Regions from separate parts of the Homo sapiens genome. Here region 1 is linked to region 2. A link is a loop called in an ENCODE intact Hi-C map of the cell type or tissue named here. Cell type or tissue: GM12878. All regions are shown on one strand. Each heading gives the region's core, and the rest is flanking DNA. Links, peaks and the distances in the headings are about the cores only. Region 1 overlaps LOC102723879 (a long non-coding RNA gene). Region 2 overlaps PDGFD (platelet derived growth factor D).

Region 1 (16,626 bases), core at 4,725-8,724, 410 kb before region 2:
CAAAACCGCCACACCCTGAAAGACTACCCAAGGGAGATGCGCTGCTGATTCAGGTGGCCAGCTTTTATTCCCTTATTTGGCCCCATCCACATCCTGCTGATTGGTCTGTTTTACAGAGCACTGATTGGTCTATTTTACAGAGTGCTGATTGGTCCGTTTTTACAGAGTGCTGATTGGTGTGTTTACAAACCTTTAGCTAGACACAGCACGCTGATTGGTGCATTTTTACAGAGTGCTAATTGGTGCATTTATAAATGTTTAGCTAGACACAGAGGGCTGATTGGTATGTTTACAATCCTTTAGCCAGACAAAAAAGTTCTCCAAGTTCCCCAGCGACCCAGAAGCCCAGCCGGGTTCACCTCTCACCTTTAATGTTTCATCTGATTGCATGTCCAAAATAATGTGTTCCTTTGAAACAACACATTTCAAGAGCAAGCAATAATCCAAAACTGTTATATCTGATAAAATCAAAACAGAAACAAAAAAGAACATCATTATTACTAGTCTACTCTGTAAATGTACTTTTCATTTTTATTTTATTTTTATTTATTTATTTATTTTTGAGACAGAGTCTTGCTCAGTTGCCCAGGCTGGAGTGCAATGGCATGATCTCAGCTCACTGCAACCTCCGCCTCCTGGGTTCATGCCATTCTCCTGCCTCAGCCTCCCGAGTAGCTAGGACTACAGACGCCTGCCACGATGCCCGGGTAATTTTTTTTTTTTTTTGTATTTTTAGTAGAGATGGGGTTTCACCAAGTTAGTCAGGATGGTCTCGATCTCCTGACCTCGTGGTCCACCCACCTCAGCCTCCCAAAGTGCTAGGATTACAGGTGTGAGCCACTGCACCCAGCCTGTACTTTTTTATTTAAACGAGGAATGCATGCACAACTTATATATCACAGAACATGCCCTGTGCAATAGCTTCAACTCCTGAAATATGCTCTCAACTCCTGAAATATGCTCTCTTTGGGTCCTTAGAAGTGGCTTATCAGAAAGTATTAGGATGAGAAATGGCACTTACCCACTAATATGTTAGTTTGGTTCAGACATAGTACATTTCAGGAGTTTAGACTTGTCCCAAACTCGATGAGAAAGGCAAGCCCTGGACAAGTCCTGTTGTACCTTCTTTCTATGTTACATCATAACCACAAACATTTTCACACACAATATTTTTACACAGAAAAAGATAAAAGTCAACATTTTAGAGTGCTTATTGTGTTTGTGGAAGGTAGAAAAGTATCACCATCAAATTGTACAGTTTTTTCTTTTTGGAAGTTATTACCTCAGCCCAGCAAAAATTTTACTTTCTCCCACCCAATTACTTCCCCAAGTCACTGCCAAACTCCTGGATACCACAGAAAGAAAGTCTTCCATTGCTCTGAACTGCAGAGCCAACCAAACAGGCCCTTCTTCTGTTTCCCCTCGATTCATATCTGATAATAGGTCATTTTACCCACTTGAAACTAATCAGGACCTTGAGCCAAATTATGACCTAGGAGGAAATCACAATGAAGATGGATACAAGGGGAGAAATAGGCAAGGGAGTCCCTTATAAACATTTAGGGCTAGCCTCATGGTAATCCACAGGAAGCCTGTCTGAAAAGCTGTGATTCCAGAACAATATCCCTGAGTGAAACAGAAGCAGATTTCTTCCCACTATGCCCGGTGTAATGAAGAAAAGTAAGACTTTAACAGCAGGACTTTCAAACAGTAGGTGCTTTTATTTCTTCATTGAGCTATGTTTCTACTCAGAACCTGTTAAAGAAGTTCTATTTTTTTCAGCACTCTGACCAAAAAAATGGGTTTTTTTACATTAAGCTCTCTGTGTCCCACCTTTTCCCAAAGTGATTCATTAAATTTACAAGATACATGGCATTTTGTGGAAATTTGTCATGGGACTGGCTGGTCTGTTCCTGAGTAGTAGGAGGTAAAGTGACACTACTAATACAAAGACAAGTCTGTCCAGGCAGAGAAGCCACCAAGGAGGGAGAGGCGGTTGGAGAAAGTCTACATTTCCAAGGGATACAGAGATTCTGGGTGACACCGGGTTATCCAAGGACAGCATGATTCATGACTGGCGGGGAAATAAAAATAGACATTGGGTCACAGATTTCTGCTTTTGTTCCTGAGTATGTAGGCATTAAATCAGATCATTCAATAATTACTATTCAGTCAAATAAGACTCAGCATCTCTAACTGATTCATTTTTTCTTTCTGTACCAGATAATTATTTCCTTCTCTACCTTTCTTTTGGATATAGGTTACGTGATAGTGTCCCCAATTTAATTACCTAAAGAACAGAAAAAATAAAACCCCCATTGAGAGCAAAATATGAAATAAAGTCTGCATTTAAAAACATCTAGGGATACACAGTACCAAAGCTTAATGTCTTCCAGCCCTGCACCATAATACAAAGATTCAGGTTTTGTGGGGCTGATTTTCCAGTTGCAGTGGAGTTTTAGAAAAAATAAATAAAATCACAAAAAATGAAGTATAAACATAAATGTACATTTAGAAAAGAAAATAAATTACTGATTTTTAAAAGCCAACAGATATATCATCATACATATTAGGAAATAACATAGTATTTGTATTAATTGCCTGATTACTTTTCATAATATACCTTTGTTTCTACAGTCTTCTGGCTGAATTCTCTTGATCTTCTCTTCATGTAGCAATGACATTGTAACATTTTCTACAGGGAAAGTAGAAAGATAATTCAGGGTTTTCTCTAGTTTGTTTTCAATTATTGATAATTTAGAAAGTTAATATGAAATTAAGGCTTACATGAGAGTAATTCAAAAGCATTTTAAGTTCCTTCTATGTTGTATTGAATTATACAATACGTAATCAAATTACTCTTACACTACATACATTGATTTATTGATGAGTATGTGTAGTTTTCTTACTAGAACTCTTGCTTCTTCAGATAATTTAAGTTTATTGATGGTGATTTGCATGCTCCCATTGACTAGAAGTACCAGATTTCATCAGAAAAAAAAAGTGTCAATGTGTCAAATATGCTAAGATGCAATTCAATGTGATTGAAAAAATAAAATTAGCAGATTCACATGAAGGTACACCAGATATTTAGAAAATTGCTACCAGTTTGTACCCTACAAACATAATTCTGAATTGTGTTTTAAAAACTGCCCATTAAAAAGCATGTTAAATTTATAATTTTAATACTTCTATGTCAAGTACATGACTCAAAGTAGAAAATTTTTAGTATTAGTAGTTGTCAATGAAAATTAAACTCTTCACTTATATTTTACACATCTGATGACTGGCAAAAATTTCCTTAGGCAGCTTCCAGCACACAAATGTTTAATCCTAGTTTGTCTCCCACTGCCTATAAACTTCTGGTACCGAGTGTCATGCAACATATTCATGTCCTGATACAGCGCCTGACCCTTCACTTTCTTGTGATGAAAACAGATGTAGCATCAGGGTGGAAGGTCTTCCTACAACAGAAAACCTATTAACAAATAGATTTACCATTTCTACTGGTCTTCATTTTTCGTATGTAGATGCAAATTTCCATCTGATATATTTTCTTTCTTCCTAAAGAATTTCTCTTAACATTTCTCATAGTGCAAATTTGCTGCTGCTATTACCTTTGGATCTCTGAAAATGTCTTTATTTTACCTTTATTTTTAAAAGATATGTTTACTGGATAAAAAGTTCTGGGTTGAGAGGGTTTTATTTCCCTCCCTCTTTCAGCATGAGTTCTAGTTTGTATTGTTCATACTCCACTTATATTTTACCCATTTGAGGATTGGGAGAATTTTCCATAGGCCAGCATCTGGAACATGTTTCAAAAACTTTTTTCCCTGCTGCCACCTCTACACTTCTGGTATGAGTGTTTATTATTATTCTTATTTGTATATATCTATACACTATGCAATGCCTTCTTGCTTCTAACTGCTTTTAGGATTTTCTCTTAGTCACTGGTTTAGAGTAATTTGTTAATGATGTCCTTCATTTTTCTTGTGCTCAGGCTTCTTTGCCCTACTGTGAAATTATACTGTGAATCAAATTTATAAATTATTTAGCTATTATTTCTTCATCTATTTTCTTCTGGGCTTATTCTTCACAGACTTCAGTGGTATACATTAGGCTGCTTGAGGTTGTCCTGCAGCTCAATGAGGTATTGTCCTTTTTTATTTTTTTCTGATTTTCTGTTTTAATTTGAATCATATCAGTTGTTAAGCCTTGACACTCACTAATCTGTTGACTGTTTTAAAAATCATCCAGGACTCTCTTTAACACATTCATGTTTTCTTCTAACTTCTTGAATAGCTGGAATATATTTATAATTGTTTTAATATGCCTGTCAACTAATTATTTTATCTGTGTTATTTCTTGATTTCCGTATTATTTACATATTTTTCTATCTTTTTGCATGCCTAGTATTTTTTAATTGGATGCCAGATATTATTAATTTTACCTTATTGGATCCTGAACAATTTCTGTATTTCTTTAAATATTCTTGAGTAGTTTTGTTATGGAATACAATTAAGTTATGTGGAAACCCTTTGATTTTTCAAGAATTTCTTTCAAAACTTGTTAGGCTAAACCACAACAGCCTTTATCCCAAGGCTAATTTTGCTGCATTACTGAGACCTTTTAATTACACTACTCAATGCCCTGTATGTTAAAAGTTTTTTTTGTTTGTTTTCACTTTGTGATGGGAACGCAAACTACTCCTGTCCTTGTGTGAGCTCCAGGGATTGTTCCACTTATTTTTCAGGTTGCTGTTTCTCAACCCTTGGGTGGTCACTACTCTTTATCTAACACTTGCTGATTGATACTCAGCTGAAGACTTTGCAGATCTCAAAGTCCTCTCCTACCTATGCAGCTCTTACCAATTCTCTTCCTATGTTCTCTCTGAGCTGTTTTCCACTCAGGCATAATGCTGACCTTTATTTGCATTATCCCTCCTTGTACAGCAGTCTGGAAACTCTCCCCAGTATTAACCTTGGTAATTGTAGTGCTTACCTTGTTTCTTTTCCTTCTATCAAGAATCATTATCCTGCCTGTTGTACAGTCTCTGAAAATTGTTGTTTGATATATTTTGTCTGGCTTATTATTTGGTTATGCCAGAAGGATAAGTCTGGTCTTTGTGATATGGTTTAGCCTTGCGTCCCCACCCAAATCTCATCTTGAATTGTAAACCCCATGTGTTGAGGGAGGAACCTGGTGGGAGGTGATTGGATCATGGGAGAGGTTTACCCCCTGCTGTTTTCATGATAGTGAGTTCTCATGAGATCTGGTGGTTTTATAATTGTTTGGCAAGTTCCTCCTTCACTCGCTTCTCTCTCCTGCCACCAGGGGGACCTGCCTGCTTCCACTTCCGCCATGATTGTTAGTTCCCAGAGGCCTCCTCAGCCATGCAGAACTGTGAGTCAACTAACCTCTTTCCTTTATAAATTAAGATACTATCCAGTCTGGGGAAGTATCTTTATAAACATGTGAGAATGGATGAATACACCTTGTAACTCTGTCATGGCCGGTAATAGAAGTCCATTAAGTATAACTTAATTAAATGTAGATATTCAGTATTAACCACATTAAAATACCTCAACTAAACCAAACCTGAGTGTATTCCAAATTCAGCTTCCAGTAGCTGGATCTCAATATGCTCACAGCCACTTCAAGGTGACCTGATGTTGACAAAGTATAACACAAAGGCAGTCAAGGTGGAAATACATTTTGGCACTTCCCTGATGGCTTCCAGGGAATTCTGATTTTCTTTTTTTAACCATCATCTTTTCCTTTGAGATGGAGTCTCACTCTGTCACCCAGGTTGGAGCGCAGTGGCACAATCTTGGCTCACTGCAACCTCTGCCTCCTGGGTTCCAATGATTCTTCTGTCTCAGCCTCCCGGGTAGCTGGGACTACAGGCACGCACCACCATGCCCAGCTAATTTTGTATTTTTAGTAGAGACGGGGTTTCACCATGTTGGCCAGGCTGGTCTCGAACTCCTGACCTCATGTGATCCACCTGCCTCAGCTTCCCAAAGTGCTGGGATTACAGGCATGAGCCACCGCACCTGGCCCATCATCTTTTATTTCTGTATGTGATGTGTATAAGTCTTGTACTGCCTGGAATTTTACAGCTAAAACATATATCTTAATGGGTTAACAGAACACAGAATTTTTACACATAGGTTATAAGAATCATTTTTTTCATAAATAAAGAAAGAGCAGCCACCTATATTTACCCTCCCTTGTCATCTTGATCAACATCCCAACCCTGGTCTAATTTTCAGCTACATCTTCTGAGAATATATTCACCCCTGTGGCGTAACTTCTATGGAACATTGTGACTGGAACCATTCCATAGCAGGTACCCCTTTTTTCTTTAAAATTTTTTTTCCTTTAAAAAGTGTTTCCTTTTTCTTTCATTTTCTTTAGTACTTGGAAGTTTACAACCACACCACAATTTAGTCAAAAGTAGAAAATTAGGCCAGGTGTAGTGGCTCACACCTATAATCCCAGCACTTTGAGAGGCCGAGGAGGAAGGCTCACTTGATTCCAGTAGTTTGAGAACAGCCTGGGCAACACAGTGAGACCCTATCTCTACAAAAAATATATTTTAAAAAATTAGCTGGGCATGATGGCACATGACTGTAGTCTCAGCCACTCGGGGGGCTGAAATGATGACACCACTGCATTTCAGCCTGGATGACAGAGCAAGATGTTGTCAAAAAAAAAAAAAAAAAGAGGTAGGCCATCAGTCATTAATTTTTTCAAGGACAGCTTCCAGTAGAAACAAAGATATATAACACACCCACCCCACGCCAACCCAACAATACTTATCCTTGAAGTATTTCAAGCCAACGAGTGAATAGTTCCACTACAAGGGCTTTGCATTTTCAGGGTATAAAATAAAGACCTACATGACTTCTTGTGTGTATTCCTAAGGAGGAGCAGAAGACAGTGTATCTGGATTTTAGAGGTAGCAGATAATAGAGGCAAGGCTCACATGGCTTTCTTGGGACCAGAAGTGGCATTCAACACTAAAATAAGTGAGTGTGAATTACTATAATTTTAGGAAATCAAGCATGCAACACATCTGGCCACACTTAAAGTGAGAGGATGGGCTCATCTACCCTGAAACAACTGGTCCCTGGGAGGGAAGCTTGACCAGCGGCAAAGCCGCACAACAATGGGCATGCATCATCTGTCAGCCTAGGGGGCGCTAGGCTTCAACAGCTCTCCTCTGCTCAAGGAAAGAGCCAGTAATGTGAACGTAGTTAGACCCTGGTTCTTCATAGTCTGAATAAGATTCTGAGTCCCTGAAGAAAAGGAGAAGACCCTCAAAAAGATAGTGCTGAATTTCCTGCTGCTGGAAAATGTGACCAGTTCTAGTAATACAGAAATAAATGTACTTCTGTGAAAAGTTAAGCTGCTCATTCTGTTACCATTTTATAATTAACATTGTCAATGAGATTCACCCAAAAGAATATCTTAATCAATTCTTAAATTTGGAAATTAATAAATACAAGTTTTATTCCAAATTCCACATATGGAGAAAATGCAGTATGCATGTTTTTTTGTTTGTTTTGCTTTTTAAAACTTTATTTCATTGTAACTATGCTTACAGAAATATACTCATATTGGCTAATAGAATGCAAGTTTAACTTATCCTACACAATTTGGACCAAAAACTTGATTTGAAAAAAAGGATTGCAATGTGTTTTTTTGTTTGTTTGTTTTTAATCTATTACAAATCCATAAAAGATCCTACATCAAATTCTGCTAAAGAAAGCAGCAAGAACTTTGAGAAATTTACCTTTGGTTTGCCTCAGACAAATAACATTTATTGCACTGCATAAGTTTATAAAATTGGGGCAACAAAACATTGTTGTAGAAGGGCGTGAACCCGGGAGGTGGAGATTGCAGTGAGTGGAGATCTTGCCACTGCGTTCCAGCCTGGGCAACAGAGCGAGACTCCATCTCAAAACAAAACAAAACAAAACAAAACAAAACAAAACAAAAACATTGTTGTAATATTTTTCAATGCCAGTTTAGAAAGTTCAATAACTAATGGATATGGAAGGGGCTGGGAGGGAGGCTATGTAAACATGCGAAATCGTAAAAGCTATTTGATTTAGTTAATATTGTATGTAGACTGTAAATCTACAAAAACCAGGATTCAGATAATCTCTTCAATCTCAATTGACACTATTTGTTCACTTCACCTGCTGAGGGCAACCAGAAAACTGGGCACATTAGCTATAAGTTTTTCTGACTTACATCAATAAATAAATAAATAAATAAGTAAATAATAAGTTTCTTCCTCAGCTTTTCAATGCAAGAATGAGAGTATACTACAGACAAGGTATTTTTTCCATTGTGAACATTCATAGGGTGACATGCAATGAAGTCTACTTGGGTTTTAATTTGTATCAACACTCATAGGCAAAATAGCCTCCAAAGTTAATGACCACATGACTTTAGGAGTGGCTCAAAAATAAAATGGCACTTCTTACAAGACGAGAGCAAAACATCCAGCCATAGTTATAAGCCTTATCAAAAAAATGCAGCCCCTTGTGAATTACACCTCAATAAAAAAGTAGCCCCAAAATAAGACACAGGTCTGAAAAAAGAAGAAAAATTATAACTTAAAGTATCTTGAAAACCAATGTGAATATAGGTTGGAAAGATAGTTAAGAGATTAATTTTCATAAGACTACTCAAGATAAAGGCTTGTAATGTAATCTAGTAGTTAAAGTTTATCACCGGTTACTAAACATCAGTTTACAAATAACATGTTCATTTTTTGTTCTTTTATCAAAAGGGAAAATTCTAGCTTTAATCCTATTGCACTTTTCTATAGATGTAATTTATCCATAAAAGGCATTACATATACATTACACGACATAATTAATAGTATGTATTAATATTCTAATACCACCCTGTTCCTCCTTAATAAAGGACTTGTGAAAGCCCTTAGGCAGTATAAATCAAACCTTAATTTACCCTAAATTATTCCTTAGTTTGGTTTAAAAACATTTATTCAGTGCTTACTATGTACAGGTACTATGCTTAACAGCATTATTACAAAGCTAAATAAGGTTTAATCTCTCTCCTCATGAAGTTACAGTCTATTCTTGTTTCATTTAAATAATTAATGCATGTAAAATATTTAGATATGCTTGGCTCATAATAAGTACTTAAGTATCTGTAGGCATTAGCAATGATAGCAGTCATAGTCATAATAGCAATAATGGTAATTGTATTGCATTGCTCAAGTTCTACTGATCTCTTCTTTGCTACTTTTGACCCAGCTGACTGCACTGGGATTGATGTCTTCCATTAGCCAGGGTTCAAAACAGTAACTGTAGATTTTTTCAATCTCCATCTAAAATGAATCAAAGCTTCTTTTAACTTTGATTATTTATTAATATTTGCCCTAAGATTTGTTTCTTTTGAAACATCCTTCAAAATATCTGCTTTTAATCACTCATTACCCTAGAAATGGATTCCTTTTACACATTCAGATCTCAACTACTTACTCAGTTTTATTATGTTATTCAAGTTTTTTTCTCATATTCATTTTCAATTTGGTAAGAATAATAAATTCCTGAATCTGGTCTGAGGAGAAAGAAATTCCTGAATTTCCCTCCTGAAGGAAACAGTAAAAAATACAATATAACTGAAACATGCGCCAATAGATTGCTGCAGCTTAAAGGTACTACAGTATTTAGCAAGTACTAGTAGTTTTGCTGTCTTTTCTTCCTGACACAAAAAACCAGAGCTCTGAGGCTTTCCTGATCACTAGGTCATGAATGTCTACAGTAGTCTAGTTTCTCTTTTTTTCTTCCAGCTCTTTCTCATTTTCTACTACATCCCTTGACTCTTGAGGATTTATGAGCTAAAGAAACCTGTAGCTCTTTCTTGACAGAGTTTTTTATTTGTAATTCTTCACTACTGTTCTGAGGCATAGAACAGTACACACTCAAGTTTCATTCCAGGACATCGGAACCTTCACACTGAAGCCCACCAGATGTTCTGTTGCCTTGGAGAGCTAGATCATGTTTCATATTTTTAAAGATCTTTTTTATCTTATGCCCACTGTTTCATATAGAGGCCTAAATATAATTTTTAAAAGGATAAACGGAAAGTCTTTTTCAAAATTCCTTAGTAAGTTAGAACCATTATTTATGAACCTTCAATGACCTAACACTGACTGATATTCAGAGACTAAAAAGTTGTATTACTTTAGCCAAAATCTAGCTATCCCTTATGATTTGAATCTGCATACTCCTGAATTTGGATAGAGTAAGCTTAGATTGTGAAAAAGACTGTATTTCCCCATGTGTTTACTCCTCTGTTTCAGAAAGCCAGATATAAAAATATTAAAAGTTCTTTTTCTCCAAAAGACCTTAAATAAAGAATATCTAAAATTCCCAGACTCTGAGATTAGATAGAAAGGGACGTTTTTATCTTTGTAGGGTGAGAAATCAGGAGAGAAGTAATCTAAATTTTCTACTCACTCTCTGATTTTCTAACATTATGTTCAGATGCTGATGTTAAAATTAAAGTTATAAATTGTAGCACAGCATGACCATTTGCCAAATGTAATATTTTTACTTAACCGAAAGGTAGATTTCAAGTTTCCTTTTAATCATACTTTCCCATGGGCATTAAAATATATGACTTGATTTACACAGCTTTGCAAAAATATCTGTTGGCATAATGGCGTAAATCTGCTGCTGTCAGAGTTGATAAGAGAATGCACCATCTCAAGAATGAGTAAATCTACTGATTGGGTTGAACATGCAGCCTGCAGATGTGAGATGTCATTGCACACCCAGGCGATGCTATTTTCTTTGTCTCATCACCAGCTGGCAAAAGATACTTGAACAACTGACAAGAGAGACAAACTGCAGGTGCTCTAGACAAAGAAATCTATCTTTGCATTTTTCCAAGAGTAACCATTAAGGAAGAATCTTCGTCAGATGATGAGATAGGTATAATTCAATGTACATTAATGAACATTTTGTCAAAAGAAAAAGAAAAAAACGCCTTTCTGCCATAGTGTCCTTTATACATATTCCTCTGCCCCACTCACATTGTCATTCATTTTACTATCAGGTTCATCTCATGGGAACACTGGTGTGTACATATCCTTCCTCACAGAACACTTCATGGAGACGGGGCTTCCTGGCTCTACCACCAAGCCCTGGCTGTGTTTCTGGCCTTAAGCCTACTCCTCATTCTCTACGTTTCATGCATCTCACTCACCAGATCCTATCTTCCCTCTCTCCAGCTTGCTCACCCCAACACATCTACACTATGTCTTTGACAAAGATCTAAAATCCATTAATGCTTCTCTTCTTTACTATCCCACATCCTGCTGTCCTCGTTTCTGCTCTTATCCAGCTTAGGTTCCTCTCTGTTCTGTTAAATTAACGTGGCAAACGCCCAACTTCTGGTTAAAGCCAACTCTCTATTTAATACATGTTTGCTCCAGGGCAGCAAACACATTGCAGAAAAACACATAATCATGCTGATTGGTCTCACTGCAAATATGAACCCTGCATGAGACTGGGTGCATACCAAATGGGCCTTTAGTCATCATGCTGGTTGTCCAGTCACTTTTTCACCCTCCAGATGACAACTAAATACCTTCTCAGGCTTCCAACCACTTTCTAAATCTCCTCCCTCAGCCTCACTCTCAGATGATAATCATGTTTGTTATTTTTCTGAGAAAATATTAACAATCAAAAGAGAAATCTAACAAGTTCCCCATAAACACATACCTACCACCACCATTTATAATTCCCCTGTATTTTCCCCTTCTCCTGTTGATAAGCACTACTCCATTTTCCAATCCAATGCCAAGTACCATATGTGTGCAATGGGTCTAAGACATCACTTCTCCCATAGTCAAGACGATCACTCCAATAATTCCACTCCTCTCTTCTGTGTATCCAATTTCTTATTCTCTCTCTATTGCATTATTCTCATCCATGTATGAACATACTGGTATTACTTCTATCTTGAAAATTAAAATTACACAGAAAACATATTTTTGACTTTGTTTTCCTGGTAGCAACCACTCCTCTTCCTGATTCCCATATACAGCAAATGAGAAGTATCCTTGAAAGAGAAGTGGGTATTGAATTCTACATTTCCTATCTTCTCATCCTCTTTTGGATCCATTCCAATTCTGTTATCATTATCTTACTCTACAAATCAGTTTTTATCTTAGTCATCGAAGATCTCCACATTGTCCAATCAATTAATCAAGTGACTATATTAATCATATTTAATCTCTGAGCAAGTTCTCAAATTTATAACTTCAGCCTGGATTTTCTGATTTTCAAACACATATACCCCAAATTTATTTGCCATCTTTACTTGAATATCTGAGAAGCAACTCATACTCTGTAGGTAAAAAACTGAAGTAGTGATTGCACAGTATCCTACTCCACTTTGCTCCTCCTCCCCCCGCCCCCCCCAACAAAAACCCTATTCTTTAAAGAGTCTTTTCCATCAGGATAAATGAAAATTGCATTTACAGATATTCAGGACAGAATCCTGAGTCCTTTATGACTTCTGTCTTTCTATTCTACACTGCATCTAATCCATTCATAAATCACATCTTCTCTATTTTCAAAGTATATTTACTTCTTACCACCTACACTACTAACACCCTGGTCTAACCCACCAATGATTTATCACTAAGATTATTACAATGGCCTCCTAACTAGTGCCTCTGCTTCCTTCCCTGCCTTCCTACAGTATATTTTATAAAGCAGTCAAATTACACACACAGTTTACTCAGTATTAAACCCAATGGCCTCACCATGACCTATGAAGTCTTATATTCTTTCCCCTCGCGACTTCTCTGACCTCCTATAAAACCACCCCCGCCTTACCTACACTGGACTTCTTACTTTTTCTTAAACTTTACACCCCTCTTCCCCAGGGCATTAGTACTTGAGGCCTTCTTTAACTTAGCACATCTTTCCTCAGCAATGCACATAGCCCACTTCCCCTCCTTCCTTCAGGCCTTGGCTCAAATATCACTTTATCGTAGTGGCCTTCCCTGATCATCCTATACAAAATAGCAACACCACCCCCTGAAGTCTGCCCCCTGGAACTTTCATTTCCTACTTAGTCCCCTTTATTCCATTTAATTATTCTTCCAAGTCATTATATGTATGCATAGGAGAGAGAGAGAGAGAGATTAGTATTTCTCTATTATCTATATCCACATAACAAATTATGTCAAAATTTACCATCTTAAAATAACAATTATCTCACAGTTTATATGGGTAGGAATGCAGGTGTTGCTTTCAGGGGTTCTCACAAGGCTGTAGTCAAAGTACTAGCCAGGGCTATAGTCATCTCAAGACTTACCTGGGAGGAGCCACTCCAAGCTCACTCACTTGACTGTTGGCTGACCTCAGGTTCACTGCCAGTTTAATGCCCCATGGATCTCTCTATAGGGCAGCTCCCCACATGGCGGGTGGCTTCCATCTCAGTGAGCAAGAAAGAGAGCAAGACACAGCAAGAAAGATGGAAGACACAGGCTTTGGGGCACCAGATTATTATTTTTTTTCCAGCCAAGTCACTTGGTCCTTATAAATGCAGTTTTTCTGAATTAGTATTAACTTGAATTTTGGTTTATTGTAGGCTCAAACCTTCCTATTTTTTTTAACTTCTATTTTAGGTTCGGGGTGCATGAGAAGGTTTGTTGCATGGGTGAACTCCTGTCACAGGGGTTTGTTGTGCAGGTTATTTCATCAACCAGGTATTAAGCCTACTACCCAATAGTTATCTTTTTTGCTCTTGTCCCTCCTCCCACTCTCCATCCTCAAGTGGACCCCAGTGTCTGCCGTTCCTTTCTTTATGTTCATGTGTTCTCATCATTTAGCTCCCTCTTATATGTGAAAACACGCAGTATTTGGTTTTCTGTTTCTGCATGAGTTTGCTAAGGATAATAGCTTCCAGTATCATCCATGTTCCCACAAAAGACATGGTCTCATTCTTTTTTATGGCTGCATAGTATTCTGTGGTGTATGTGTACCACATATTCTTTATCCAGTCTGTCATTTATGGGCATTTAGGTTGATTCCAGGTCTTTGCTACTGTGAGTAGTGCTGTAGTGAGCATTCTTGTGCATGTATCTTTATGGTAGAATGATTTATGTTCCTCTGGGTATATACCTAGTAATGGGATTGCTGAGTCAAATTGTAGTTCTCCTTTTTGCCCTTTGAGGAGTCGCCATACTGCCTTCCACAATGGTTGAATTAATTTACACTCTCACCAACAGTGTATAAGTGTTCCCTTTTTCACAACCTTGCCAGCATCTGTTATTTTTTGACTTCTTAATAATAGACATTCTGACTGGTGTGAGATGGCATCTCATGGTGGTTTTCATTTGCATTTCTCTAATGATAAGTGATAGTAAGCTTTATTCATATGCTTGATGGCCACATGTATGTCTCTTTTGAAAAGTGTCTGTTCACATCCCCTGCTCACTTTTTAATGGGGTTGTTTTTCTCTTGTAAATTTAAGTTCCTTATAGATGTTGGATGTAAGACCTCTGCCAGATGCATAGTTTGCAAATATTTTCTCCCATTTTGTAGGCTGTCTGTTTACTTTGTTGATAGTTTCTTTTGCTGTGCAGAAGCTCTTAAGTTTCATTACATCCCACTTGTCAATTTTTGCTTTTGTTGAGATTGCTTTTGTTGTCTTTGTCATGAAATCTTTGCCCATTCCTATGTCCAGGATGGTATTGATTAGGTTGCCTTCCAGGGTCTTTATAGTTCTGGTTTTACATTTAAGTCTTTAATCCATCTTGAGTTGATTTTTTGTATATGATTACCTAATTTCTAAAGTGGCATCCCATTATGTTTGCCATATTCTGTCATTAGAAGCAAATCACTAAGTCCCACCCACTCTCAATGGGGAGGGGATTCCAGGAGGTAAGAATCATTGGACACCATCTTTTAGGCTGCCTACCACTTCCTCCTACTAGCATATAAGCTTGATGGAGACAGAGACTTTATTGTGTTCACTTCCATATTCCAGAGCGTAGAACAATGCCTGACCACAGAGTAGTCACTCAATATTTATCTGTTAATCATATGAGCTAACATTTCTATCCCATTGCTTTCTTGCCTAGGACTCCTGTCCCCATTAAAATGAGAGGATGCTTTCTGTGGTGTATTAGATTTAGTATTTTATTCAGAATTAGACCTCCTAAGGAGAATTTTCTCTTTTCAACCTTAGCATGTTAAGGCTCTGTCTTCCATTCAGAGCTCATGTTAGATGGTACCACTGCTACCTCCACCTCCTCGATGCCCCTACTACCTTCTCCACCTTCTATGAACTCATGCAGTACCTGTGCTATATAGCCTCATGATCGCTTATCTGTATGTCTGATCTCCTACAAACCAATAACTCATTGAAACCAAATACCATGTGTTCAACAAATGTAAGTCCAGCCAAGTTGGAGCAGGGCCTGTTTATATAGAGTAGTCATAGAGTACCTGGCAGAGTACTTGCATACTGTAGGTACTTGACAAACATTAGTGGTAAATAAGTTGGTAGGTTTCACTTTTTTGCCATTCCTAGTTCTTTATAAATTTTTGGTAAATACTTGTTAACTAACTGAATTCAAGCCCTGAAATCATTTATAACCAATGAATGGCATGGCATGAGCCCCTGTTACATCTTTCAACTGAAAGGTTGGTCAGAGAGAAAGCGGGAAATATAGGGTGGAAGAAAGATCCAGACTAGAAATCATCTAACTTGGACAATACAAACCTTGGGCCTCAATTTTCCCGATTATGACCATGAGGAGGTGAGCAGGGTTGGTGTAAAATATGAGTTAATTTCCTTTAATGGTCTGAAACCTCAAGTCTTTAAAGGCGGGCTTATTTGGAGTGTCTCCTACTCAAAGCATCTGAAACTGCCTGGATTCACATTAGCCTTAAATTTCATCTTCAAGTTCCTAGGCACAGCAACAAGAAGGGCCCAAGCCAGACTAATCCAAGCTGCTCATTAAATACATCTACAGCAACAAATTACCCAAAGCCCCATGTTTTCACCCAGTATTGATTTATGTAGAAAAAGTAATCCAAGCTCTGGAGTCCTCCTAGTCATAGCAATTATTATTATTATTATTTTGTCAACAAGAACACCCCTTAGAGCAGAAAATTCAAGACTCTTCATGTAAGCCAGAAATACAGGAATGATTTTCCTAGTTCCATGAGATTTGCTAGAAGATGGCAGTAAAAGGTAGATGCTTGTGATTATATGGCAATAATTTGTATTAAATCAAGCCAAGGATTTTATGAAGATATAATATCCAGTCCTGTCACAGCTGCCATATTGTCATGGTGACCTAAACATAGCCAAAAATCATCAAAATTATCCACATATCATACATATTCCCTTGGCTCACCTACACTAGTACAACAAAGTTGCTGCCCATCACCCCCAGAGCTCCATAAGTCTTCTTTGCCTGCCTTGGTAAAGAAGAATCAACATCACACTCGGATTGGGGTCACCTCAGATTTGGTGTGAATCCAAATTTGCAATCCATCTAGCTTAGCACATGTGCTTCAGCAGCCTGGCAGAGAAAACACAATT
Region 2 (16,626 bases), core at 6,752-10,751:
TCAAATGTAGGAAATTATTCAGAGAGCATTAACATATGAACATATTTTAGAAACTGAGTGCTTGCAATTTTCTCTGTCTGCCTATTTGATACTTGGGTTAAGAATTTGCCAAAAGCTGTTGGCCGACACCAGTGATGAGTCAGATCAGTCAGTCTTCAGATATCTGTAACTACATCTCTGTAAATTAAGGAGGTACTGGTGACATCAGTAGATAATAGACATTAATAATAACTTGTGTTGCTTATTAATATTACATTATTGTTAATAATAGTTTCTATTATTGAAAGATGGTTAGCTTCATTGAGTTTCCTGAACCATGTGGTATATTTGGTACCTTTACCAAGTGAAAGTTTTATTTATCAATATTAAAATTGTTTGGCATAAATTTAATAGAAATAGAGCAAAAGAAAGAAGGACGTTGCAATGGAAAGAGCATGGACTTGAGAGTCAAACTAACTTGTAATAAAATTCTAACTCAAATCCTAAAATCAGTAGCAGTGGCCTTGGAGAAGTCACTTACAGACCCCTGATTCTCTATTTTCTTCTCTTTGTAAAATGGCTCTAATTATAAGCACTTTGCAAATTTGTGTTAGGATTAGGTAATGAAAGAGTATCTAACACCCTCAATAAATGATAGCTACTGTTATTATTTGAATTGCTTGCAAAACTCTGCACAGAACCAAGATATTTCTATTAATTGCTCTGCTGTCTTCCCTATAAGGCTCTAAGATAACCATCAGTAATCTGGAGAGCCTCACAGATAGTATTTGGCAAATATTGTCTTATTTAATTATCTGTATAATCAGTGTACTCATTAAAAGTTTTCAAAATTATCTCCAAGTACTAAACTTTTCTGATACTATTTATCCAGAAATTTTCTGACACTATTTTGCTTATTGGATGTTTTTTCTGCTAAGCTTTTCTTTTAGAGACTTTTGCCACTGTTTATGACTCATATGATTTGTAAGTATCTAGCTGCCTCACTTACTCTGTTTGCCAGCAAGCATTCATAAAAACCATATTGTTGTTTATCATATTGTGTGTGTCTATGAGGGCACACACATGAAATATTTTAAGAAAATCTCAGCAGTGGGACAACTTTCAGTTGTTTTTCCTCCTGGTGCCTGTGCCACCTCTGCTTTCATCCTAGACGCAGTTGTCCGTCTTTGTGGATATCCTAACCCCACCCTCATTATCAAAGTTATTCCCCTCATCTAGGCATGTCATTCAAATGCAAATCAATAGGAAAAATCCAGTTGACAGTGGAAAGCCATAGGTAACTTTTAGCGTCGGATGAACAAATGTGCATTTTCCACTGCAATTACTCTTGTTAAAGAGAAATGTGTGTTCCTTGTGTTTGCTGTGCTAATTTTTTTCTGTGAAGCATTGGAAAATTATTATGGGATTGTTTTCCTTTATGCCCCACTAGACTTAAGGAGACACTACACTGCTCCTAGAGCATATATGCTTGTAGGCCCTGCTGGTGCTGAGAGATCCAACTCACTGAGTGTCTTTACTTGCTAATATAGTTATGCATTGTGTCCCCACCCAAATCTCATCTTGAATTGCAATCCCCATAATCCCCATAATCCCCACATGTCAAGGGAGAAACAAGATGGAGATAATTGAATCATGGGGATGGTTTTCCCCATGCTATTCTTGTGATAGTGAGTGAGTGGCACAAGATCTGATGATTTTATAAAGGGCAGTTCCCCTACACTTGCACACATGCTCTCCCTCCTGCCACCATGTAAGACGTGCCTTTGCTTCTCCTTCGCCTTCTGCCATGATTGTAAGTTTCCTTAGGCCTCCCAGGCAATGCATAACTGTGAGGCCATTAAACCTCTTTTCTTTATAAACTACCCAGTCTTGGGTGTTTCTTTATCTCAGTATGAGAATGGACTAATACACTTGCAAAGGATAGTGTTACGTCTGATGTAATCAAACTGAAGACACCTGATCATTGGCTTTTTGTATTTAGTTCAAGGTGGGCATGGCCTTCTATTCCTTAGTAATCACCAATTACAGAATCTCAGCTCCTTCTAGTTTTAGGTGCTTCTGATTTAAACTTCCTTCTTTGATCTGTGTTACTCACTTCAGTAATAATGTGGGCATACCTACTGAGAGGTAGGATTTAGACCTGTGCTTCAAACACTCAAAACTCATTTAATCTTAACAAGTTCCTTGGCAGGAGCTACTGTGATTCCCATTTTGCATAGTAAAAGAAAAAAATTCAGAAAGTTTCTGTGAGAGCTAGAAAATAGAGAATCATGACATGAACTTGGCCTTGTTGGCTGCAAAGCTCATGCTGTGAGCAACTCAATGGTGTTTAAAGCTCAGGGATTCATAGTCTAGTAAATGAGAACAAGAAATTTTAAGACCTTCATCTCCTAACTTGTTTTTTAAAAAATTTTTCATTTCATAGATATGCTTTATACATCACCCCAGGTCATGAATTCCCAGGGTTCAGAGAATGGCTTTATGATGGTGTTACTGCTTTCATGGCTAATTCAGTGCCTTCCAGATATTCATTCAGTCATCCATTGATTTTCCAGTACATATGTGCTGAATATCTACTTACGTCCAGTGGCTTTAGGCAAGTCACTTAAGTCCTCTGCAACTCAGTTTCTACATCCATCCAATGGGAATTGTAATATCTAAGATGAGGGTTTGCTGTGAGAATTAAATGAAATTTGATTTTGTGAAAGCATCTCACAAAGTGCTGGATACATAGTAGTTGCTCAGTAAGTTTGCATTCACTCGTTGCTTCACAATGCTTCTAAACCTTGAAAATCAGGAATTGTCTGATTAAGAATCTTTTGCTGTGATTTAGGTTAATTTGTGTAAAAACAAGTGGTAAATGTTTTTATTCTTTAGATGTTAAACCCACATGTGGAGTCACAAAATTCAGTGTCTTTCATAATTTTAAGTTAAAGTATCCTGATAGTCCCTCATTAAAACTTATAAAATAATTGTCCTTTCCAGATTTATTTGCACTTCTGCATTGGGATTGAAATGTGAAAACAGTTTTCATAATTATGTGCTGATTTATAGAAGAGGGATTCTGAAAATCACAGTGAGGTTGTAATATTCATAAGGATGAAGACTCCTGGTGAACTTATGAACCTTGAGAAAGGCTGAGAGCCCCTGGTTGTTTAACAAAAATAATACAATTATTCCTATAGTCCCCTCACCTCCCACCCCACCCCAAAGCATCATAAACCTGGTGCTGCAACATTAAAGGGAAATGTTTAGCACTTTTCATAACAGATTATGGCACTGTCTCCCATTTGACAAAGGCAATGTTCCTTAGCACCTTGATGTTTGCATCTGAGAACCAGTCTTCTCAAGACCATGCTCTACCATGTGTGCCACTCCTATATTTCACAGATCTTGGTGCCAGTCATCTCATGCATCTTGGTTCATCCTTGGCAGAGATGGTTCTAAATCCTAGTTTCTTAATTCTAACCTAACACTTTCGCACTACACCACATCCTAGACTAGTCTTGAGATAAGATCCAAACATTCAACATATAAAGTATTAATAATACTCTATGCATTCCTGAAAGATAGTTGGAATTGTTTCACCTTTGTGATAAAAAATTAAACTGAAAAAATCCATGGTTTATCTGATTCATTCAGGTAGTAATTATTGAGTGTCTATTTCTTGCAAAGGGAATCTGGCACAAAGACGATGTTGTGCTTCCTTCAGCAGCACCTTGCTCCTAATCGTTGAAGTCAAATGGTTTTAGAAGTGAGCTTGAATGAGCTGCATTTGGTCCTTACATTAGGGACAAAGTACTAGAAGAGAAGGGATAAAAAGATGATTAGCTCTCTACCTCCAACAACTTTTTTAGTTCAATAGAAGAGAAGCACCTGAATATGGATGCTTCTTAACTTTTGATGGGTTTACATCCCAATAAACACATTGTAATTGGAAAATATAGTTAAGTCAAACCACATTCAATACACATAGCCTACTGAACTTCGTAGCTAAGCCTAGCCTACCTTAAACATGTTCAGAACGCATATATCAGCCTATAGTTGGTCAGTATTATCTACCACAAAGCCTATTTTATAATAGAGGTTTAATAGCTCATATAATTTATTGAATACTTTACTGAAAGTGAAAAACAGAATGGTTTTATGGGTGCTCACCATTAACATACACAGCTGAAAGCACCATCAAAAAGTAAAAAAAAAAAAACTCATGTTGAACCATTGTAAGTTGGACTATCTGCAAAGAAAACAAAACAAGGTCTATGAAGTAAATGCTATAATAGAGGGCAGAAAAAGTGTGGTGAGTACATAGAGAAGGAGTCATAGGAGATGTAGAGTGAATATGCCTTTTGACTTGAGCTCTAGAAGATTAAAATAATATAGCAAGCTGAGATGCCAGAGAAAGCAAAACAGAAGAACAAGAGCATGGTTTTCAAAAACATCATGGCCCTACTTTGAGTGCTCATTCTCCACATGCCATCACCATGTGGTAAATATGCACTAGTATGTAGGCTGCTGCTGCATGCCTGCTAAGAGTTTATAAAGAACTTTAGCATTATAAAGGCTAGACCTTGTAACAACAATAAAATGATTACTGGTGCCAACATGGTGAAACTCTATCTCTAATGAAAATACAAAAATTAGCTGGGCATGTGGCACACACCTGTAGTCCCAGCTACTCAGAAGGCTGAGGCGGGAGAATTGCTTAAACCTGGGAGGCGGAAGTTATGGTGAGCTGAAATCATGCCACTGCACTCCAGCCTGGGCAGCAGAGCAAGACTCTGTCTCAAAAAAAGAAAAGAAAAGAAAAGAAAAAGATTACTGACTGTCTTCAAGGACATGCAGCAGTTTAATTGGATTCTCTGACAGTCTGTGGATGATCAAGAGAAAAAAGCATGTGATTCTACTATCAGAATAAAGATTGATGAATGGCCAGCACAGTGAAAGCCAACTGATAACTTAATGTTTAGAGACTGACTCAAGGAAACCATCCTCTTGTTGACCAAAACAAGCAGTAAATTATTGTGCATGTGGAGAACAAAGGTGCTTTCCCATGTTCAAAGTGAGGAGATTATTTTGTTTCATAATGAATTTTTGTATTCACAAAAACAGACTTACCTTTACATACCTTGATTTTGACCCAGTAAGGCACATTTTGGACTTCTGTCCACCAGAACAGGTAACTTGTATAAAATAATAAATATGTTTCACTTTAATAAGGAATAGATTTTTAAATTTTTATCTTAAGCTGATCACCACCCATGTTGTGCTTGCCAAGTATGTGAAATATTATATTGGTTTTATCTGTCCTACAGAAACTAGAATCTTTAGGATCCTGGCATTTGTTCCCACTGAGGACAAATCATTGCTATCAATCCATTCAGCTCCTAGATGAGGCAAGAAAGGGTTCAAGGAGAAATGAGGACAAAAGGAAGAGTGTGCATTGGCCAAAGTCCACTCGGTTCAGATAAAAGGACGAAATGTTTTATCACAATACCAAAGACAAAAGTAGACTCTGAATAGCTGCCTGGTTTATTAGTCAGAACTGAATAGGTGGATGAGGATACACAGCTGCTCGTGCTTGGGTATGTGTATTAATGACATTGTGAAAATGACAGGTTAGTGCCTATGGGTGCACCTAGGAAGCCAGGTCATTTGCACAGCAAGTGGTCCTCTGGTGGGAAGACTTCAGCATCGCTTGTGGAAGCTGCTCTCTGAACCCTCCTTCAAATCTTTACACTGGGCTCATAATGTACAAAAGGCATGAAGAGGCCTGGATTCAAACTCTGGCTCTACCACTGACTGGTTGTATGGCTGTGGACAAGTTTTTTTTTTTTTTTTCTTAACTTTTGAAAGGCTCAGTTTCCTCAACTGCAAAAGTAAGAGTAATGATTGTATGTAATTCATAGCATTTATGAGTATTTCATGCACTCATGATGAACACAGCACTTAGTAGTCTAGATGGCCAGGATCAAAAAGAACAGGTTGACTCTCCTTCCTCCCACACCTAATATTAGAAACTATAAAAGGGTGTGCATTCACATCCCCATTCTAGAGCTCAGATCCCAGCATTCTTATTACATCTCAAAGCACCTCTGTGATTAGGCTGCACCTAGAGGCAGGGCTGCAGAAGGAAAAGTGCGCCCCTGTGCACTGTGCAGCACCCCACACTTTACCAGTATGTCCAAAGGAAGTTTTTGAGGACAGGGGAGCCTTCCCAGCCTTTCCAGAAAACTGCCTGTATGAGGCCCAAAAAACTTAATTGATGTCAAAGAGCTTTGATAAAGCAAAACTAAAATTCAGAATGACAGAAAAAGAGGGATTATTCCATGATGTAGACTGGGATGAAATAAGGGACGTTAGTTGAAATTAGCGGGCCCTTGAATTAAATTTGGAACACCCTTGATGCTCTGAATGTTCAGCTATGGAGACTGATGCAGGAACAGAAAGGGCAGCCCCTCTCTCTCGGTTGACACCACTTGGCCTGTCTCCCTCCCAGAAGTCTCACTCTAGAATTCTCCTTCTAACCCAAGCACCAGAAACCTTAATTGCTGCTCAGCCTCTGTCTGGCTCCCTGCTCTGCTGCACTGGCTTATCAGTCTTCTTTGACTGGAAACTCAATATCCCCTGCAGAAAGTCTGCAATCACGCTTTGAAGTTATTTGCATCCAGTCAGAACAACCTTTCAGTTCTAATTCTAAATTGAGTGCCTCGGTGATTTCAATCGCCTGATATGTAGGGCAGGTGGATTCTACAGCAGTCACACTGGGTCACAGTTCTTAGTGACATTAGTGAATTGATGCATAAAACTGACAGAATTGTGAATCTCCTCATGGTGAGTAAGAAATGAAAGTAACCAATGCTAGTCAAAGAGTTATACAATGTGAGGAGTTTGGTTTCAAATAGAATGAGGCTTACATGCCTTCTCCTGGTTTGTGGAGGGCACTTTGGAGTTTATTGGAATTCCTATAGGGAAGGCATGCTGTACTTTGGCTTGGGTGTCTTCTGAAGATAAGGATGTGGCCATTCACCACCCAACCCTGGTTCAACATCAGACAGGAAAGTCCAGTACAGCCCTCATAACACTGGTCTTCTTCCTTCAACTAATGGCTTACTGACCATCCCTCTATTCTGCTTAAAGTGACAGAGACTATGGAGCAAAAGGGGGAAAGGCTTCAATTCCAGTTTTACCATTTACTGTTAACTCTTAGCAAATAATACTCACTTGAAATGGGTGGGGAACAACTAAATGTAGTCATATCTGTAAGGTTATGACATAGTTCAGCAGAGGGCTGAACGAAAGCAGAGACTCAGTGTTGCCGCTTGCGTCCTGTCCCTCTCTGCCTTCTCACACATCACGATCCCTTCCTGCTAATTGTACCTCTTTAGTCCTCCGTGTTAGACAAATATCTTCCCATTATCACAAGCAGCAGATTTGGCCCTCTGCATCAGCCCTGTTCACAAGCCCAGGAATGCACAGGCCAGCATCAGTATTTATCTCAAGGTGACACTTGTAATGGATGATTGCTGCACTTCTTAATCCATTTATGTAATCCTTTCTGCTTTGCTTGCAGTTATTTTCAGGGCTTTAGCAGCAATAAAATGGTTCCTTTCCCAAGACAGAGTTCATTCAATTTAAATCTGGATTGATTATAGCTAAAGTTATGACATGTCTTTACAAAGGAAGAAAAAAACAGCAATAAATTATGCACAGTGATTATTTGGCATTTATTTAGTTCCCACAGTATCCTGGGCTCAGCGTATGACAATTGGGGATAAATCCCTGCCCTTGAGAATCAAAGCACAGTTGTAGATATAAAAAGACAAACAGGGATGCGGTTAGTGGACTCATGGTCCACACTTGTTCCTGCAATTTTCCTTAGATGCATTCTACTGACACTGTCCTTGACTTTTGACCTCTGCTCCCAAAGGCTTTTTTTCTTCCTTCTCCTTAAGCAGTTTCAGTTTAAGCCTAAGACATTTACCAGGGCTAGAGTTTAGAATGAACATGGTGATAACTGCCTAACATTCATGGGATTCCTTCTGTGGTGGCCTGGTGCACACAAGGGCGTGCATTGGGAAAGGGTGGTGGGTTCTGTGCAGACAAAAGGACTTGCTTCTAACTGTGTTCTTGTGAGAAGATACTCATGTATGTATGCACCAATAAGAGGATTTGGCTGCCAAATGGATGGATAATTGGATGGACTTGGAGAACACGAAATCAAATCTAATTTATGTAACACAATAATGCGAATTGAATTCAAGTAAATATTTATGACTTAGCTTTGAAAATATTGTGGTGCTTTTAGTTCATAGAAGTCCCACTGACCATATCCCTTGATAATCATTTATATAATGTCCAAAGAAGAAAACATAAAGAGGGAGAAAGACGTAGTATATTTTTAAATTTTGTCCATTTGACTTTAAAGGAAAAGAATGTGAGAGGGGGAGATTCAGATGAATCAAGATTAGTAAGAATAGCTGGCATTGAGTGCCAGGCACGTTACATTCAATTCTTCAAATGATTACATGTTATAGATGAGGAAGCAGAAGTTCAGAGCCATTAAATAACTTTCCAACTAAAAGGAAACATAGCCATGATGTGATTGAAGGCAGTTGTAACTTTACTGCGGCTCCAAAGCACTTAACCACTATGCTATACTGCCATCTAGGACCCAGTGCACAAATATGCACCATATTCACACACAAAAAAATCATTTTCTCTAACATGTTGATTAACTTTGAAGTTAAAAATAAAACTAAAACCCTTTTCTTTATTACATTTATGTGTGAAATTTCACTGCCAGGTAAATATAATACAGTGGTTGTCTCTAATGTGTCCTAGATATAATTTAAATTATATTTAAGTGATGGCTTAGAGTCAGGATTTATTTAGAATGAAGAAGCAGTTTATTTTGTCTTTTTGAAGATAAAGGCAATTATTTTAATTTGCCAAATGTTTCATTTTCTTTCCTCTGAACTTTTTTTGCATAAAAAAGATGCAAGGAAATTTGAACCAAGACATGAATTTTAGCCAAGGTTTTTGTTTTGTTTTGTTTTTGTTGTTATTTTCAAAGGGTAGATGGGATCAAGAGAGAAATTAGGTCTTTTACTTTAGGTTCCCAGTAATTGAGAGCCTGAGGATGGATTTAATCCCAGGATTAAAGTTGTCCTCACAGAATCTTCCCACTCTATTCCCCAAAACACATGCTGAGCAATTGTGCTTACTGTTGTGTTTGCTTACACAGTGCATGTATTTGCTTACAGTTGACCTGGATAGGCTCAATGATGATGCCAAGCGTTACAGTTGCACTCCCAGGAATTACTCGGTCAATATAAGAGAAGAGCTGAAGTTGGCCAATGTGGTCTTCTTTCCACGTTGCCTCCTCGTGCAGCGCTGTGGAGGAAATTGTGGCTGTGGAACTGTCAACTGGAGGTCCTGCACATGCAATTCAGGGAAAACCGTGAAAAAGTATCATGAGGTATGTCATTCTTAGATTTCTTGTTGCAATGCTTAATCTATAGGATTCAGGAAGACAGGGCCATTGCATACAGTTGTTCAGGTTGTTCACTGCACAAGGGCACCCAGCCAGGGTTTGATTAGGAGCAGAAATTCTACCCACACTAGGTTTGCCAAGCCAAGTGTCCTGATGACAGGTTAATCCTATCCTGACGAAGGCACTGTTTTTTCTAATTTGAACAATACACCATGTGGATCAACATCAACATTGTTAGAATATATAATCAAATATGTGATACAGTAATTTCAGAGCTTGACCTACTTGCAGAAAGACAGAAAAAAAGAGAAATATGATGTTATTCATTTACAGGATATGACGGCACAATCTCATAAGCAAAACCTTAATTCAATTATATCATTTAATAAATTTGGCACAATAAAGATAGCAAAATATAAATTGTCAAAGATCTTTTTATTTTCTAAATATGAAGTATGTTTCAACCGGAAATGCTCAGTTTATTTTAACTATTATTAAGTGCTACTCAGGGAATCAGCTCTTGGATTATGCAAAAATAGACAAAAGTAAAAGAATATAGGAGGAACAAAAACTTAAAGAGCACAATAACCTTAATAATAGTAACAATGGCATTTATTGCTTGACAAAAACTATTGTAAGTAATCATTAGCTCATTTAGCACCCCATCAACAATATTGTAAAAATGTCACTATTTTTATTCTTTTTTTATAGGTGAGTAAACTGAGCCCTAAGAGGATCAGTAAGTTGGCCAGCATGGCCTGGTCAGTAAATCACAGAGCCAGGACTCCAACTCCAATCCACTGGTTCCAGGGTCTATGGTTTTTCTTATCACTAGTAATATATAGCACTTTATTGAGCATAAAAGATAGGCCGGGCGCAGTGGCTCACGCCTGTAATCCTAGCACTTTGGGAGGCCGAGGTGGGTGGATCACCTGAGGTCAGGAGTTCAAGAACAGCGTGGCCAACATGGCAAAACCCCGTCTCTACTAAAAATACAAAAATTAGCCAGGCGTGATGGCAGGCACCTGTAATCCCAGCTACTCAGGAGGCTGAGGCGGGAGAATCACTTGAACCCGGGAGGCGGAGGTTGCAGTGAGCTGAGATCGCGCCATTGCACTCCAGCCTGGGTAAAAGAAACTCCATCTCAAAAAAAAAATTACATATATATATATATATATATGTGTGTGTGTGTCTGTGTATATATATATATATATATACACAGACACACACACATAGAGAGAGAGAGAGAGAGTAGACTGAAGAGGAGTTAGAGCTCTTCCGTGACATAGGCAGCAGCTCTAATTACTTTATTATTGTGGAAACACATGCAAGTCACTAAAGTTTTGACTCAGTTTTCACATATTTAAATAGGACTGAAAAATTAATATATCAGATAACCCCTTCCAGAGTTGCTCTGAGGGTCAAATAAAATAATGCATATGAAATATATTTTGCAAGATGTTAAACATCATGCAGAAATATGTTTTAAAATATAAACTAAAATATGAAGCAAACATCATTGTTAGGAATTACTGTTTGAGTTGCTCTCCATCAGTGTCCACAGCAATCCCATTACTGGGTATATACCCAAATGATTATAGATCATTCTGCTATAAAGACACATGCACACATATGTTTATTGCAGCACTATTCACAATAGCAAAGACTTGGAACCAACCCAAATGCCCATCAGTGATAGACTGGATAAAGAAAATGTGGCACATATACACCATGGAATACTTTGCAGCCTTAAAAAAGGATGAGTTCACGTCCTTTGCAGAGACACGGATGAAGCTAGAAACCATCATTCTCAGCAAACTAACACAGGAACAGAAAACCAACCACCACATGTTCTCACTCATAAGTGAGAGTTGAACACAGGGACACAGGGAAGGGAACATCACACACTGGGGGCTGTCGGTGGGTTGGGGGTTGGGGGAGGGATAGCATTAGGAGAAATACCTAATGTAGGTGATGGGTTAAAGGGTGCAGCAAACCACCATGGCACGTGTATACCTACGTAACAAACCTGCACGTTCTGCACAAGTATCCCACAACTTAAAGTATAATAATAATTTTTAAAAAGTGTCCACCACAACAAAGGAATAGGTAGTTCTCTCTAAACAAAATCTCCAGCTTTGTAAAACTGTTTTTTGGAGGCTTTTGTGGTGGTGGTGGTGTTTTGGTTTTGATTTCTATTCTGAAAACAACACAAAAATCGTAGTAAGTTAGGAGGTAACTTCTGGATTAAGCAAAAATGAGTATGTAATAATTGATATTTTCAACTTGGAAAATGTAGGAAATTGTTCCACCATGACCATACTTACTTCAGACAGGGAAACACTATTTTAGCCCTACATGGAACATATTTTCTTAAGTCATAAGAATTGCTTGATCCACCCCACTGTTTTCAAAGGAAAAAAAATGTTCTCATATCTAGAGAATGCTATCATCTATGTTCATTGTGTTTTATTTTTGTATGAACTGATGAACTCTAGATTGGATGTTGTCCTTCACTTCTAAGAACCTGAATTTTATAACCTTTAATCATACCCCAAGGATAAATGCAGAATGCAGTAATCAGGTTATAGTTAAAATAATCTAGGAAGTGACAAGGTCTCTACCTAGTAGTAACTGTGAGGAAGAACATTCAAGGTCAGGACTTTGATGTATTTGTGGAGTGCTTTATTTTTATCTTGACTCTATGCTCAGATAGAATTTTTAGCTTGATTTAAAAAATTACTTATTGTGGGAAGAGCAGAGTGAACCATAGACCCCCAAAGACCCTTGCCTCCCAGCCAGTTAGTTTTGAAGAACACTGAAGGCCTGGCTACCCTCCTCCTCTTAGTTCCTTTCTTATCTCTCTACACAATAACCATTACTTGCAAATTTCTGTTCTCAGTTAATGTGTAGAGGGGAAAACTCTTGATCTCTTTGTTCAGTCGCATGAGTGGATTTGAAACATTGGCATCCTTTGAAACTGTATCTAAAGCATCTCTTTAAGACATGTGTCCTAATATTTTTACTTCTAGAACTCTGCAAAGCTCTATAAAATCACTCTGTCAAGTGCTGGATGAAAGGAAAAATAAACATCCATCACCAGCCAGTAACTGCTTACCTGGAACAAACACTCCTGTCATATGCCCCTGAGACTCCTGAAATACCTTTGAGATGTGTCACAATTATCACTGTCAAGTGCCCTGTGGGAAACAGCAAAAGGCTTATTCCATTTCCAGAAGTGGGGGTTGCTTGAGCCTAGTCTCATTAGGGAAAAATTCTAGTCCTTTATTCTGAATTCTGTGTCTGTATTCTTACCTCTGAGAAATGAGAAACCAGTTTCCCCAGCTCATGGTTGCAACTGATGAGATGTGAAATGAGTTTCTGTGAAAGATGAGCACCCTTAAGGGGGTAATGAGACCTTGTCACATAACAGGCTTGTGTGATTCTCCACAAATATTTCAGTGCTCAACCTTAAGGAATTTAAATCTGGGAAACTGGAAAGCTTCTAACGAAGCTAATATTGCTTTTTTCACAGGTCATATTAGTTGTCCTGTAGGGTTTTGAGCGGTTTTCACTGTGCAGTAAAATGTGACTGTCTTTATTATTTCTTGCTCTCAAAAGTTTGTAGGTACCCTGTTGAAGTATTTTTCCTCTTTCTAAACAATCATTCTATGCTTCTTGGAATATACTAGATATAGAGTAGGAAAAATACCTTTTCTTCCACCCTTCCTAGGTTCATGGCTGAGGCCACTATAACAAAAGACAGAATAACAAAGGAAAAGTGTACTCATTTATTGAATATGTTTTACGTGACACAGAGGCCTTGGTAAGGAAGACCCAAAAAAGTGGTTCAACCTGATAATTTTTTACAGTAAGTTTGATAAAGTGTGGATAGTTGTGGAGAAATATGATAGGGCAGAGTATGATCTAATGGTAATAAACTGGGGAAAATTAGCAAGGCCTGTTTGTTCAGATTCTTATTTGTTCTACCTTTGTCTTTGGAGATAAGGATTCTTAGGCCAGGAGCAGTGGCTCATGCCTGTAATCTCAGCACTTTGAGAGGCCAAGGTGGGATGATCCCTTGAGGCTATGAGTTCAAGATCAACCGGGTCAACATAGCGAGACCCCCCCATCTCTAAAAAAAAAATAAATAAATAATAAAAAAAAGGAATTATTTTTAAGTAGCCAAGTGTGGAGGATGTGTCTGTGGTCTGAGCTACTTGGGAGGCTGAGGCAGGAGAATTGCTTGAGCCCAGGAGTTCAAGGTTGCAGCAGAACATGATCATGCAACTGCACTCTAGCCTGGGTGACAGAGTAAGACCACATCTCAAACAAAAAGGCGGGGGGGAATTCTTCTTTCTTCTGGGTATAACAGGGGCACCTCTCGCATGAGGGTCTTATGACTTGCTACATGGGAAGGTCAGAAAATCCTAGGTTTTATGACTTCCTTCAGGATGGAGGGTGAGGGGAAGGTCAGAGTGATCTTTCTGCTTTTCTTGTTTTCTCAAATTCCTTCAGCTTAAAACATTTGGGAGTACAGTGTCCTGAACCCCATCATAGAATATAAAAGATAATTTGGGTAGTGATTTTTGTTAAAGGGAGGATTCCAGAAAAACGTATTGTGTAGACAATTAGAAGAAACTATTATTTCAGTTCTCTTCTCTTGATAGTGTATAATGAAGGAAGAGGATATTTCCTAAAAGTATAGTGACCTATTAAATTATTACTCAACTGTTTTTCATGATTTGGTGCCCTGGCTGTATCCATTTAGTCAACAGCCAAAAACATAGGAAGCATCAAAGAGATAAAGATAGATGTTAATTTCCTCTGTTCTTCCTCTCATAATTTTCTCAGGATGCTTGACCTAACCACCTGCACTGTCTAATAGATCTTCCTGTAGTGATAGGAATAACCTATATTTGCAATGTTCCATATGGTAGTCACTAGCAACATGTGGCTGTTGGGCACTTGAAATGTGTGTAGCACAAATAGAAACTAAATTTTTAATTTTATTTAGTTTTAACTAATTGAAATTTAAATTACCACACAAGGCCGTGACTACCTTGTTGAATGGCACAAGCCTATACCTATCTCTGATTCTGGCACATTTATAGCATCTAGAATCACTTAGACATCTAGACAAAATGAAAAAAAAATGACTTCTTCTTGTTCTAAGGTAGAATTTTGTATTAAACATTTGCATTTTATCACAGTTTAAGAGTTAGGAGATGTATTAATAAATTGGTACAGATTATCCTCAATGATGGTTAGATTTAGATTTTTTTTTTTTTTACTTTTCAGTGGGTTTATGGGGGGGTATTAATGCATTTTCAACTTAAAATATTTTTAACCTCCAATGGGTTTATCAGGATATAGCCCCATCATAAGTCAACGAGCATCTGTATTTATACATGAAATATGAGGTTAGAGTAATACACTGTTGACCTTCAGATTTGAGGTAAAAGAATAGTACTTTGTTTTTACATGTTTGAAACGTCTGTTATTGAAAAAAAAGTACCTAAATTTTCAAATTGAGACCAAAGAAACAGAAAATAAATTTCGCGCAAGGAGTTTTCCTTCTCTAGCAATAGGGAGGGAGTTTTTGGGTCATGATTATACCTAACCATAATAAAAGTCAAGAAAATCTCTTTTCTGTTATTTTTTTGGAAACCTCATAGCTAGAACTTGTGGAGTCTCTCTGCCTCTTGTCCTTTCTCCACCTTTAAGTGAAGCCTCATGGTCTGTGATGTTTTCCTACCAAGAGAGGGCAATAGAGCAGAAAACTTGCAGGACTAGAAAAGATGTGGGTTCTGGTTCCAGCTTTGCCACATGGAGGGGCAACTGAGGACCAGCCACTTAAAACTTCCCAGGGCCTCAGGTTTCCTCACTTAATCCCCATAATAACCTACAATTTTGAGTTCCCAGGCAAACCTGAAATTACATCATATTCATTATCTGTTGTTACACTTTATCCTGCCCCCAAAATCTTAATGAAATTGTGTAAGGAATAAAAACAAATTGGTGGTTGAAATGCTAGGTAAATGCAAAAAGAATAAAGATATGATCCAGAACAGTAAATGTTTATAGACTGCTTATAAAAAAGTTAATTCACTCATCTTGACAATGGCAATGATAACACATGTGCTTCTTACCACCTGGGGATACTGGGTGAATGAAGGCATCTGAAGACTATAAAGTACAAGACAGATGTGGGTGGAATTAGATGAGAGCCTGGTCTGGCTTTCTCAGTTCTGATTACATTTCTTCCCTGATGACTCACTTACAAGTTAGTGAACTCCTTGTTTAAGTATTACAAACTGCACACCTTCTCCCTTCTCAATCTAGCTTCACATCAGGCCTTCCTGCCAAAGCGGCAAACTTGCCACATGGGGCAAGGTACTCCCCAAGCAGACAAGGCCCATCTGTGTCATGAGTGATACCCAATGCTAATGCCATGCTCTGAAATGTAGTGCCCACCCAGGCTTTCCATTATGTTTTCTGCAATTGGTAGGCTGAACATGTAGTCAATAATCCTCTAAGGTGCTGTCAAAATCATTTAACTATTTAGTTCTGTAAAGTTAAAACTGCAACTGAGTACACCTCATAGTAACCCTAGAGTCTCACAGAACGCATCTATTTGAAGTAAATATGCACAGATATCATGATTGCATTTTCAAAATTCATGAGCATGTTATAAACTCCCACTATAACCCAGCTTTTTGTCACCTTCAAGCTTAACTTCTTAATATAACACTGTTGAGCTGTTTGTCATTTATGTCTTTTTAACTGAGTACTGTGTCTTGGGACTTGATATCAGTCCTTCTGTTACAATGCCAGCCACTGCTGTGATTATTGCCTGCAGGTTGAGTAATTACTCAGGGAGGAAATAATATGTTATCCCTTCTCAAGATATTTTTGCTTGTAGTCACTTAGGTTTCAGAATAATTCACTAGCATCCCTTAAAAATATTGACTCTGTGTACATTTTTTATAAAGGCTATAAGCATGAAAGAGATCAAAAGAGAAGCTTTTTTTTTTCCTTGAGAAACTGTGTGTGCTGAAAACAGCCTGGTTTAGAAGTTAGGAAGAGACCGGGCGCAGTGGCTCATGCCTGTAATCCCAGCATTTTGG

Evidence for each region. Hi-C counts contacts between places; a loop is a spot of excess contacts. Peaks named below come from ENCODE experiments on the same cell type or tissue, not always from the same donor. Only the 100,000 strongest peaks of a DNase experiment are listed, where the experiment ranks them.
Region 1: a loop joins it to region 2, with 7 times the contacts of the local background. A loop is called at or near these places in 4 of 110 quality-filtered maps.

What each region holds. Positions count from the first base shown.
Region 1 is chr11:104,322,885-104,339,510 of GRCh38, reverse strand. LOC102723879 (a long non-coding RNA gene) reads right to left here. Exons shown (of 4, transcript XR_428991.3): 2 at 2,624-2,695; 3 at 367-458. Among named protein-coding and RNA genes, the nearest start is that of PDGFD, 170 kb to the right of the region's middle. RefSeq lists an enhancer at 130-1,329. In GM12878, for the core only: CTCF peaks have their summits at 5,349 (motif pointing right) and 7,202; no DNase peak of the experiment used is centred there.
Region 2 is chr11:103,919,767-103,936,392 of GRCh38, reverse strand. It overlaps PDGFD (platelet derived growth factor D), which reads left to right. Exons shown (of 7, transcript NM_025208.5): 6 at 9,267-9,481. Among named protein-coding and RNA genes, the nearest start is that of PDGFDDN, 21 kb to the right of the region's middle. In GM12878, for the core only: a CTCF peak has its summit at 8,666; no DNase peak of the experiment used is centred there; H3K4me3 peaks cover 443 bases; H3K27ac peaks cover 710 bases.